2 separate regions of the Homo sapiens genome follow, and region 1 is linked to region 2. A link is an interaction called in ENCODE POLR2A ChIA-PET data of the cell type or tissue named here. Cell type or tissue: OCI-LY7. All regions are shown on one strand. Links, peaks and the distances in the headings refer to the core of each region. The heading gives the core; the rest is flanking DNA. Region 1 overlaps CHD9 (chromodomain helicase DNA binding protein 9). Region 2 overlaps RBL2 (RB transcriptional corepressor like 2).

Region 1 (2,500 bases), core at 1-2,500, 400 kb after region 2:
TTACAGGTGTGAGCCACCAATCCAGGCCCCAGCTAATTTTTAAAATTTTTAAAATAGAAATGAGGTCTCACTATGTTGCCCAGGCTGACCTTGAACTCCTGGCCTCAAGCAATCCTCCTGCCTCAGCTTCACAAAGTGCTGGGGCTACAGGCATGAGCCACTGCACCCAACCTACCTAGTATCCTTCTGATCCTCAGGTCTCATTATTCGGGATCAGGAGTCAGCAAACTACAGCCCACAGGCCACATCCAGCCTACTGCCTGTTTTTGTATAGCCTGTGAGCTAAGAATGGTTTTTACATTATTTATTTGTTTGTTTGTTTGTAGAGATGGGGGTCTTGCTATGTTGCCCAGGCTGGTCTTGAACTCCTGGCCCCAAGCAATCCTCCCTCCTTGGTCTTCCAAAGTCCTGGGATCACAGATATGAGCCACCATGCCTGGCCAGCTTTTACATTTTTAAATGGTTGAAAAAAATGTTTAAAGAATAATATTTTGTGACACAGAAAAATTATGTGAAATTCAAAACTTCAGTGTCCATAAAGCTTTATTGGAACCCAGATATACTCATTTGTTTACATACCATCTACGGCTGCTTTTACTCTACAGTGGCAGTTTCTCATCAACATTACAAGAAACGACGTTACTTGGACTTACTGTACGTCATTTCGCTTAAAGTTGCAGTTTCTAAGAACCTAACGAGGACATTAATTGAGAATTTACTGCAGTTGCAACTGAAACCCTATGGTCCATAAAGCTCAAAATATTTACTCTCTGGACCTTTACAGAAAAAGTTTGCTGATGCCTGTTCACGGTCATTATCCTGCAGAGACAAGAGGCAGATTGAGGCCTGGCTGCCCCATGAGTGGGGAGGCCGATGCCCAGACCTAGTATTTGGGGGCAGTTTGAATCAGAACCTCACATTTCCTTTTGCCACATCTTTATGACCATGGTCATTACTCCCACCCTCTGCAAGTACCTAAGACTCTTTCACAGAGGAATTCATGTCTTTATACCAGTAATATTTTTTGACTAAATTTTTTTTCCATTTTTCTTGTTGTTAAAGATAGAGGTGGGGGTCTCACTATGTTGCCCAGGCTAGTCTTGAACTCTTGGCCTCAAGCATTCCTCCCACTTCTGCTTCCCAAAGTGCTGGGATTACAGGCATATGCCACTGTGCCCAGCCACCAGAAATATTTTTCTTTTTTAAAGGACATGAGAAATTTTCTTCTCCACACCCTGCCACTATCCCACGTGGTTTCATCGACGCTTGATCACTTTCACCACCACTTAGTTACTGATTTCTCCCCAGAACAAACCAAACCTCCAGCCCACGTCCTGAGATTTCTGATCAATACCCAAATGTTGGCCAGGTAAGGTAGATCATGCTTGTAATCTCAGTGCTTTGAGAGGCCAAGGCAGGAGAAACACTTGAGTCTAGGAGTTGGAGACCAGCCTAGGCAACACAGTAAGACCCTACTTAAAAAATTAGCTGGGCATGATGGTGTGCACCTGTAGCCCCAGCTACTTGGCTGGGTGGGAGGATCCCTCGAGCTCAGGAGGTTGAGGCTGCAGTAGCTATGATCATACCACTACAGGAGGCATGGGTGACAGAGCAAGACCCTGTGTCTTAAAAACAACAACAAAAGAAACCAAAAACCAACAAAACAAAACAAAACAAAAAACCCAAATGTCTGGTCAACATTAGATTAAGTTGGAGGGTGGGGGGTGTTGCTGCTTACCAGCAGTGCAACTTTGGGCAAGTCATTTAACAGCATGGAACGTCAATTTCATCATCTCTCAAAGGCGGAAATGATCCTGTCCAACCTGCCAGGATTACCGTGCTAATCGGATGAAATGAGAGCTGCCCACAAGACACTGAGCCGCCTGGCCCCAGCCTCTCTCCCTTTCACCACCACACTCCCTGCCCACTGGCTCTCCTTGAGTCCCCTGGCCTTGCCAAGCTCTTGGCTATCTCTGTACATGCTGACCTTTCTGCCAGAAACATCTTTTTCTAACCCCACCTTCTGCCTGGCAGATCAATGCATAACCTTTGTTTATGTGTGTTTCTGTTTAAAGATACCTTATAGGCCAGGTGCTGTGGCTTGAGCCTGTAATCCTAGCACTTTGGAGGCCAAAGTGGGTGATCACCTGAGGTCGGGAGCTCGAGACCAGCCTGGGCAACATGGTGAAACCTCGTCTCTACTAAAAATACAAAAATTAGCTGGGCGTGGTGGCATGTGCCTGTAGTACCAGCTACATGGGAGGCTGAGGCAGGAGAATCGCTTGAACTCCAGAGGTGGAGACTGCAGTGAGCTGACATCGTGCCACTGCACTCCAGCCTGGGAGACAGAGTGAGACTCCATCTCAAAAAAACAAAAACAAAGACAAAAGACACCTTATTTGATATATATTGTTGATATATATACATATTATTCATTAACACTGAACTCAGCCAACTGCACTATAACTCATGCCTGAACGAAGCTTACCTAACAGACAAG
Region 2 (9,634 bases), core at 3,988-6,487:
ACATTGTCAATAATTATTATTTTTTAATTAAAAGCTACTGAAGCACCAAAGGCACAGGCAACAGGCCAGGTGCGGTGGCTCACGCCTGTAATCCTAGCACTTTGGGAGGCCAAGGCATGCGGACCACCTGACGTCTGGAGTTCAAGACCAGCCTGGCCAACATGGCAAAACCCCATCTCTACGAAAAATACAAAAATGAGCTGGGCATGGTGGCACATGCCTATAATCCCAGCTATTTGGGAGACTGAGGCAGGAGAATTGCTTGAACCCAGGAGGCGGAGGTTGCATTGAGCCGAGATCGTGCCACTACACTCCAGCCTTGGCGACAGCGCAAGACTCCATCTCAAATAGGTAAATACATACATACATACATACATAAAACAAAAGCACAGGCAACTAGTGAAAAAATATATTGGATTTCATCAAAATTAAAAACTTTTGTGTATGAAAGGAGACTATATATAAAGTAAAAAAAACAACCCACAGAATAGGGCAGGAAGGAAATTATGTTTCATTGCGCTGATCAATACATTGGTTATTTTACTCACAGATAAATCCATGTCTCCTAGTCTTTTTTGTTCCTGCTCAATAACAGATTCTAATACTTTATAGTAAAGCATCTCCGCAAAACGAAAATGTTTGCTGGCAATTTCTGTAGAAATAATAAAAAAAAAAACCCCACAAAAATGGCACACAAAGAAAATAAAGGCCCATTCCTCCTCCTTTACTCACAAAATAAAATTCAAAACCAACCCAATACTTTAGATATGCACACTTCTTATGATTGGTGTTTTAATTATCCCTAAGATACCTTAATTTTCTTCATGGTAACAGTCACATTTTTCTAAAATTATTAAATGAAATTTGCACATAAGGAACTGTAATATCATTTAAGACTAACACCCTTTTTTTTCCTCTATGTTTGAACAAAACAGACCAATGCTAAGAGGTATGTAATTGGCTTACTAGTCCACACCTACTTAGTTCCAATTCCTGACAGCAAACAATTCCTAGGCCAGGTTTGGGCCCATAACAGTGATATCTCCTGTCCTTATTCTCAATATGTTGAAGAATCACTACACTTCTATTTAATTTCCAGTTTACAAAAAAAACCTAAAGATTTGCAGATAAAAAAGCATCAGAAGTCCAATATAATAAAGATACCATTCTAAAATTTCTATCTTACTGAGAAGGGCTCAGAAATCAGTTGGTTGACCAGAAAAATTGGACAGCCATATCCTAGCCTTCAGTCTAAAGTCATAAATCTTTTCCTCATCTTTCTTAGTTAGTAAGAAATGACTCCATTTAGTTAAACTTCAAACATAAAAGCAGAATAACAATGTTAAACCTTACCTTTAGCACAATTACTGAAATCCTCGTCTGGCTGGAAATGCTGAGAATATATTTCAAACATTTCTTTCAGTCTGTTAGCAATAGCCTGGGTTGGATCTCTGGAACATGTCCTAAAAAAGGTAATGAGAAATAACATAATTTAAAGGTCTTGTCAAGTCACAAGGGGATAAAATGTTTCTATAATTTCACTAACATGTAAATATAAAACACTCTGAACAGAAACTATACACTTCCCAAATTAATCCAAGAGATCCCATACTTCCTTTTCAAAGGTGGTGGTATTACCAGTTTGAATGAAAAAAAAAAAAACTTTTCTTGTGGGAGCTACACCTTTTATTTTATATATATATATTTTTTTTGAGACAGAGTCTCGCTCTTTCACCCAGGATGGAATGCAGTGATGCAGTCTTGGCTCACTGCAACCTCCACCTCCCAGGTTCAAGTGATTCTCCTGCCTCAGCCTCCAAGTAGCTGGAACTGCAGGCACCTGCCACCACGCCCAGCTAATTTTTGTATTTTCAGTAGAGATGGGGTTTCACCATGTTGGCCAGGCTGGTCTCGAACTCCTGGCCTCAAGTGATCCACTTGCCTCAGGCTCCCAAAGTGTTAGGATTACAGGAATGAGCCACTTCGCCCGGCCGGGGATACACCTTTCAGTGCAGGAAGTTTAGCAACCTTGGCCTGGGCCCATTCGATATCTATGACTGTCCCCCACCTGTCCTACACATCCCCAGTCACTGATTATCCCAAACTTGCCCTTAACTATTTCCCTAGAGGACAGTAAAACTCCCATTAAGAACACCTGGAAGAAAATAGAATGAAGGGGTGTAAAACCCATACTACAGACTCACATAAACTGTTCCTGGCATTCTACATTTTTTTCCCGCCAACGAGGTTTACTTCAGTCTTTCTATTATTAGAAAGCAATATATGTTCAATCCAGAAGCATTATACAAATTATCACCATGTAAGCTTTTTGTAACAACTGTTTTTATCTTGATCACAAATATATATATAATTATATACATATTCTTTGTGAAAATGAAGCAAGTTTAAAAAATTATAAAGAGAATAAAAATCAATTACAGTCCTGCTAGAGATAACTACTGAATACATATACAAGCAGAATTTTTCTGGGAACACACACACACATACCTTTCAACAAAAATAGCACCCTTTATTTTACCTAGTATTTACTGGTAATATTTATTTAACCCCACTAATGGTACCTAAGATTTAAAATGCTGTTATGCCTAGTTAGAAACTGTAAAGCGATCTGGAAGACACAGAGATTAAGATGGCTTCTGAAATGTATTTACGAAATGCTTCTAAATTCAAGGCAAACAAGGTGCATCTGAAAAACATGACTCAGGAAGAGGCCACAGAGATATAACTTGTTGAGTATAAATCACAATCAAGTTTATGAATAAAGCAGACTTCACTAAAATGTAAAGGAAAAGTAGTTGGCATTTAAGAAGCCTGGCTATGAGTGGGAAATTACTTATGTGTACATATAGGGTCTTCTTGATATACCATCATCAGAAATAAAATGGGGTCCTTTTGGGTCTACGTTATCATATCATAAGGTTTTAGGACTGAGAGGGACCTTGGAGGTAACTTTTCAAATCAACTTGCCAAAGGTTATGCATAAGATGATGAGATTCAGCCTACTGGGCTTTTAATTAAAACTCAATGATATTCCTACCAGTCTCAGGGAGATCAAAGGAACTAAATGCAGTGAACTTCCTTTCCAGGATAAGGATGTTTTATAGAGCTTACAAAAGTTACAGTGGTTTTTGTCCTGCTTTATGAACATGTGGAACTCTATTAATCTTTTCAAATCTGAGTCACCCTTCAGAACTTACCTCAGGTTCAACCCTCTTCATAAAGTCCTTTGACAATTCCCATCATCACTGAGCTTCCCCCCGCCCCCACCTCACCACTCCCTGAAATCTTGAAAGAACAGTTGGCAATAAGACACTTTTGTGTTTTACTCTACACTGTCTGGTGTTATTAGTTACTGTGTCTTGTATTATATTAAAGAAATCTAAGGAAAGAAGATCTTCCACTTATACATCTTATTGCTAGGTCCTCTATAGACTCACAACAGGACTGAGTATACAATTGATAAAAAATTATTCATGGGTGAATTAAGGCATTAATAATGAAAGAATAGGAAATTGGAAAATGGTCAATAACCAAATCTTAGAAAGCAGACAGGGCTCAAACTAACCTGAGAATCTGTTCCAGTTTCTCACTTGGTGCATTCCTGAGGCCTGTCAGCATGGTGTGAAGACGACTCAAGCTATGCGTAGCTGTAGAAACTGGAGTCACACAAGGGCTATTCTCCTTAATGTACCTAACACCAGTTAGTGGTGTGGAGATTCTAAGTGCTTTGGACTAAAGAAAAAAAAAATTACACAGAATTAATAAACATTTTTTAAAGAACATTATTTTAGGCCAGAAAGACTTTAATTCACTTCACAAATGGGACTTCAAGCCAGTAAGACTTTATCTTTACAATATCAATAAATTTTAGTGACTCAAATGTCACCATTCTTGGAATTTAAACATAACAGCATTAAGAGCCGCCAATATCCATGTGAAGACGAAGGTGTGAAAGAATAATTTGTATTTTAGCTAACTAAAAGTTTGTCTCTTAAAAGTTAAAACTCTAAAATAAGGTACAGCTCCCTACATTCCCTCTTGTAAAACTTATGCTCGGAGGCAAAGATAAGCATTCTGCTCACCTGAAAAATTAAGATTATTCTCAGCTCTGAGAAACAGAATTTCACAATTCCCATCTACTGCTATTTTTGCAGACACTCAAAGATAAAAGAAAATTGTGATTAAATTTGGTTCCAAAAAAAATCCATGATTTAACAAAAGCCTACTGATATGGTTTGGCTATGTCTGCATCGAAGCCTCAACTTGAATTGTATTTCCCAGAATTCCCATGTGCTGTGTGAGGCACCCAGTGGGAGGTAATTGAATTATGGAGGCCAGTCTTTCCCGTTCTATTCTTGTGATAGTGAATACGTCTCGCGAGATCTGACGGCCTTATCAGGGGTTTCCACTTTTGCTTCTTCCTCATTTTTCTCTTGCCACCGCCACCTAAGAAGTGCCTTTCGCCTCACACCATGATTCTGAGGACTCCCCAGTCATGTGGAACTGTAAGTCCAATTAAACCTCTTTTTGTTCCCAGTTTTGGGCATGTCTTTATCAGCAGCGTTAAAATGAATTAATACACCCACCATCCAAATATTCAAATTTGCTTCAGAGACAGATAATAAGTTGAACATTCCCTAAAAAGGCAACTTGATGCAGAACAGCCTTCATTGGTCTTCCTGCCCCTCCTCTACCTTTGGTTACCAGAATCTATCACAGGTTCTCCCCCTAAGGTAGACAGGTCTTCAGAGAAATAAGTTAAAGTCAACATTCTTGACAATAAATATGGAGAAGATGTGACTTGGTGTCAAAGGAGCCAGTAAAACATCTTTCTGATTTTTCAAATAAACTCTGAAAGGTTAAGATAGCTTAACAATGTCTTTTAATATTCAAGATAAAATTTCCCTGTGTATTAAATGTACTTATTCTAATTTTTTAAAAAACCTAGCAAAACTTTCACCTGGCAACAGAGCCAACTATTCAAGTTTCATAAGATATAGAAAAGCACAGAAATTTACTGTATACAGAAACAAACCTACATGTTTTCTCTATGTCTTAAAGTGTAATACAACTAAGACTTTCACTTTGTTTCAAAGAAATTCATTCTATAATTAAGTCAATAAAATGATTTGGGTAGATTATTGCATTCAAAAGGCTGCTCCCTGCCTTACAAGGTTTCTTGCAGCCAACTACTTCACTGTGCATGAACCGATGCCTACATTGGGAGGCACTGGGAGGGAAAAACACCTTGTACACAAACAGGAGAATCAACAGCAGCCAGCAGCATATAACCACATCACCCACAGGCAGCAGTAGTTTCACAGAGGAAACTAGGTGTGACAACCACAAACAGCTTCCTGCCAGAGTCCTCAAGGTCAACATGGTGCTTCTTGGTAGCACTGTGCTTAGCTTAAAGCTTCCTGTTCATTCTGATCAAGAGGAATCTTTAACTTGGGTGCAAATATTAAGTCGGTATCTTAAAAATATTAGGATGTTCCATCTCCAAATGAAGACTTACAAAATTTGGAGTGACCCTGAGCTTTGTCCTTAGTCCTCTTGTATTCTCTCTCAATTCATACCTCTAAGTAATCCCTCCTCATTTTATAGCTTTAAAAGCCATCTACGGCTGGGCATGGTGGCTCACGCCTATAATCCCAGCACTTCAGGAAGCCGAGGCGGGAAGATCATGAGGTCAGGAGTTCAAGACCAGACTAGCCAAGATGGTGAAATGCCGTTTCTACTAAAAATACAAAAAATTAGCTGGGCATGGTGGCAGGCACCTGTAATCCCAGCTACTCAGGAGGCTGAGGCAGGAGAATCGCTTGAACCCAGGTGGCAGAGGTCACAGTGAGCCGAGATTGCACCACTGCACTCCAGCCTGGGTGACAGAGCGAGACTCCATCTCAAAAAAAAAAAAAAAAAAAGCTATCTGTACCCACCCTGATGACCCCAGGACATATATACACAACCCCTAACCTCTACTGTGAACTGTGAACTCCGGTCTTGTATACCTCAACTGTCTATTCAACTTCTCTACTAGGATGCTTAAAAGACATCTCTAATTTAACATGCTAATAACCCTAACTCTTGATTCCCCTTCCCCCAGACTTGCTCTTCCCTCTTAATAAATTTCAGTAGTAAATGTTCCCCGAATGTCTACTATGTGCCAAGCGCTGCATACAACACTGGTCACAGCCTTGGTGAAGCTTATATTCTAATGCAAGGAGACAGGTAATAAACAATTCTTTCTACCTACCTCCCTACTTACTGTCAGACAGTGATAAATACGAAGAGAAACACTAGCAAGCAGAGTCAGGGGGAAAAGAAGTCCTGAGGGTTGGGGAGGATGTTGTGGTTATTATTGACATAGCAGTTGGGTTATCAGAGACCAGAATGAAGTGAGAAGGAAGCCACATGAGTCTCTTGAAGCAATACAGTTTAGGCAGAGGGAATTGCAAAGGCAAAGGCTTTGTGTTGCAGGCATGCCTGGCATATCTGAAGAACAAAAAAGGAGGTTAATGTGGCATAAGTGGGTGAGGAGGGAGGAAAGTAGATGAATTCAGAGAGAGCCAGGGCCAGATAACTTACAACATTACAGGCACTTGTCAGGATTTTAGCTTTTATATCATTCACCCAACTGGAGACATCACTGTTCTCTTTTTCTCATACCCTAGATACAAACCCTCGGTAAATCCTGTGGGTGCCATCTCCAAAATATGGCCCAGCTACAAACCATTCTCTGAAGCAAGCCACCATAAACTATTGCCAGAATCATTCCAATAGCTTCTTAACTCCCTACTTCCACCCTTGCCTCTAATCCCACTTTCCCAGAAGACCTTTAAAAATGTAAATCAGTCACTCCTCTTAATAACCCTCTTAATGGCTTTCACCTCAATCAGAGCAGAAGCAAAAGTCCTTACGATGGCTTCCAAAGCCTACACGGTCTGTCTGGCTCTCTTGTTCCCTCTTCCCTGCATTTCTTTTTCTTCTTCTTTTCTTTTTTTTTAAAGACAGGCTCTTGCTCTGTCACCCAGGCTGGAGGGCAGTGACGCGATCACGGCTCACTGCAGCCTGGAACTCCTGGGCTCAACGAATCCTCCTAACTCAGCCTCGCAAGTAGCTGGGCCCACAGGTGGACACAACCATGGCCAGCTTATTTTTTGTATTAATATTTTATGTAGAGACGGGGTCTCACTTTGTTGCCCAGACTAGTCTTGAACTCCTGGGCTCAGGCAGTCTTCTGCCTCAGTCTCCCAATGTGCTAGGATTACAAGTATGAGCCATCACACCTGGCCTCCCGTCACTTCTTACCACTTTTTCCCTCACTCTATTCCTACCACACTAGCATTCTCACTGTTCCTCCAAAAAGCTAATCCTGTTCCAACCTCACGGCTTTGCATTTGTTATGCTCTCAGCTTCAAATACATTTACCCAGCTATTCATATGGCTTGCTTCCTCACTTACTTCTGGTGTGTGACACCGTTCCCAACCACCTTACCTACCACAGCCCACCCATCCCATTCTCCCCTCCCCTCAATATTTTGTATTACTACTCTATTTTCTTCATCTATCATCACCCAACATACTATATATTTACTTGTTTATCTCCTGTCCATCTCCCCACACTGGAATATAAGCTTCTTTAGAACAGGGTTCTCGTGGTTATTTTGTTCACTGCTTTATCTCCAGTGTCCAGGACACAACCTGACATATAAAATGCTTTAGGAATATCTGTTGAATGAATAAGCAGACCAGTCTCAAGTCTGAAGCAGCTCACTTCCAGGTGAACTGGCCCTTGGATTACCCAGTGTTTCCCTGGTGGCACTTGCCAGAAGTTTGGTGTTTTCTGTTCCACCACATAGCAGAAGGGAAACTCTTGGCCTGCATCACTCTAAGTGTCTGTTTGAAATAATACCACGTGGTCCTGAAATTCAGTTTAAAAGAATTTTCTTAAAGACTGTAGATCCTCATTTTCTCCAGTCTCTTAAATGAAGGCCCCAGTCAGGTCAATTATCACTTTCTAAATGCCTACACTATGTTCACTACATATAAGACCATATATTACTGGCCCATCTTTTTAAAACCAACAATTATCAGCATGACACATTTGTTTAAATTTATATTAATTTCTTTTTCTCAGACCTCACTAAAATGAATGAAAGTTGATATTAACAAAGCAAATATCATAGAGATACCTTTTTCAATTAAGAGAAGTATGATGAGAATTTTCTCCTTCATACTGTAGGCAAGTAAAACACAAACATGAAATTACCAAAATAAAAAAGAACCCCTGGCTTACCTGCTCCTGTATTTCTACTCTTCTGGCATGGCTAAACTCACCTTGTCAAAATGCTGCTGTAAGATGTTTTTCATCTGCACCCTTTCAGCAGTCTCTGTTCCTGAACCAGCGTTCAGACACCTTGAGAGAGTCCCAATTTCCTCCTCAGCATCCTCTCCAAGAAATATCCGCTCATCTAAATTCCCAACAGATAAAACATACTCCTCATAGGCCTTATTGATGGCTTTACTATAGGAAAAACAAATACAGACAAAATGTACTCTCTCACAGAACTGCCATTTCAATTAATTATTTCATTTTTTTATTTACTAAAAGTTCTAATAGTTTTTTGAAAGTTAAACTTTGGTAGGGTAACTTGTAGTTATAAGAACTGGATAGTATAGCTGGGTGCAGTAGCTCCCGTCTGTAATCCCAGCACTTTGGGAGGCTGAGGCAGGTGGATCACGAAGTCAGGAGTTTGAGACCAGCCTGGCCAATATGGTGAAACCCTGTCTCTACTAAAAATACAAAAATTAGCTGGGCATGGTGGCACGTGCCTGTATTCACAGCTACTCAGGAGGCTGAGGCAGAAGAATCGCTTGAACCTGGGAGGCAGAGGTTGCAGTGAGCCGAGATCATGCCACTGCATTCCAGCCTGGGCGACACAGCGAGACTCCATCTCAAAAAACAAAACAAAACAAAAACTGGATAGTATCACATGTAATCCTGCTATCCCCAAGCTCATCCATCACACAGTACAAGTATTTTGCTGACAGTGTTTCAGCTGCTGGTAGGTGCAACTTCCGGTGAGAAGCTTAACTATCTGTCTAGCTGCTCTAGGCACCCCTGAAGACTTCCACACTTACACATCATCAATTTTCACCCATATAGTTCCAAAAGAATTTATTTCAAAATTTATAATCCAGAAGCTTAAAGAAACTTCAAAAACAGCCATACAATTTTGAACACATTTAAAAAGTGTGCTTATATTTAGGTGACAGAATTTTTGCTTCCCTGTATTCTCTCACAAAACATATTCTCAGTTTCCAGAGTACAAACAATAAAAACACTAACTTCTGAAGTTTCCTAAGTATACAATTTAAAATATTAAAACATTTTATACAGAAGTACTCACAAACTCTCTCCAAAGTTCCCAGGTTCTAGAAACCCAGTGAGATTTTCTTCTTTTCCCTTAAGGAGCTATGATGAAAGAAGAGATCCTTAAGTCGTCATGTTAAATCAAGTTTTTCTCCAGAAAACATTTTCACGTTATTTCTTTGCTACTTACAAACCTTTTTTTCATAAAGTTTCCTAATATAGGGTTTCCAGAAATGT

The links. Peaks named below come from ENCODE experiments on the same cell type or tissue, not always from the same donor. Only the 100,000 strongest peaks of a DNase experiment are listed, where the experiment ranks them.
Region 1: POLR2A ChIA-PET joins it to region 2 with 7 read pairs; 1 of 35 experiments calls an interaction of 5 or more read pairs at or near these places.

What each region holds. Positions count from the first base shown.
Region 1 is chr16:53,058,004-53,060,503 of GRCh38, reverse strand. All of the region lies in intron 1 of CHD9 (chromodomain helicase DNA binding protein 9), which reads right to left. Among named protein-coding and RNA genes, the nearest start is that of CHD9, 4.3 kb to the right of the region's middle. RefSeq lists an enhancer at 2,426-2,475. In OCI-LY7, for the core only: no CTCF peak of the experiment used is centred there; DNase peaks (open chromatin) are centred at 1,553 and 1,813; H3K4me3 peaks cover 1,407 bases; H3K27ac peaks cover 2,500 bases.
Region 2 is chr16:53,453,570-53,463,203 of GRCh38, reverse strand. It overlaps RBL2 (RB transcriptional corepressor like 2), which reads right to left. Exons shown (of 22, transcript NM_005611.4): 6 at 9,592-9,634; 7 at 9,435-9,499; 8 at 8,362-8,548; 9 at 3,587-3,753; 10 at 1,354-1,463; 11 at 549-652. Among named protein-coding and RNA genes, the nearest start is that of RBL2, 24 kb to the right of the region's middle. In OCI-LY7, for the core only: a CTCF peak has its summit at 5,307; a DNase peak (open chromatin) is centred at 5,363; H3K4me3 peaks cover 881 bases; H3K27ac peaks cover 1,952 bases.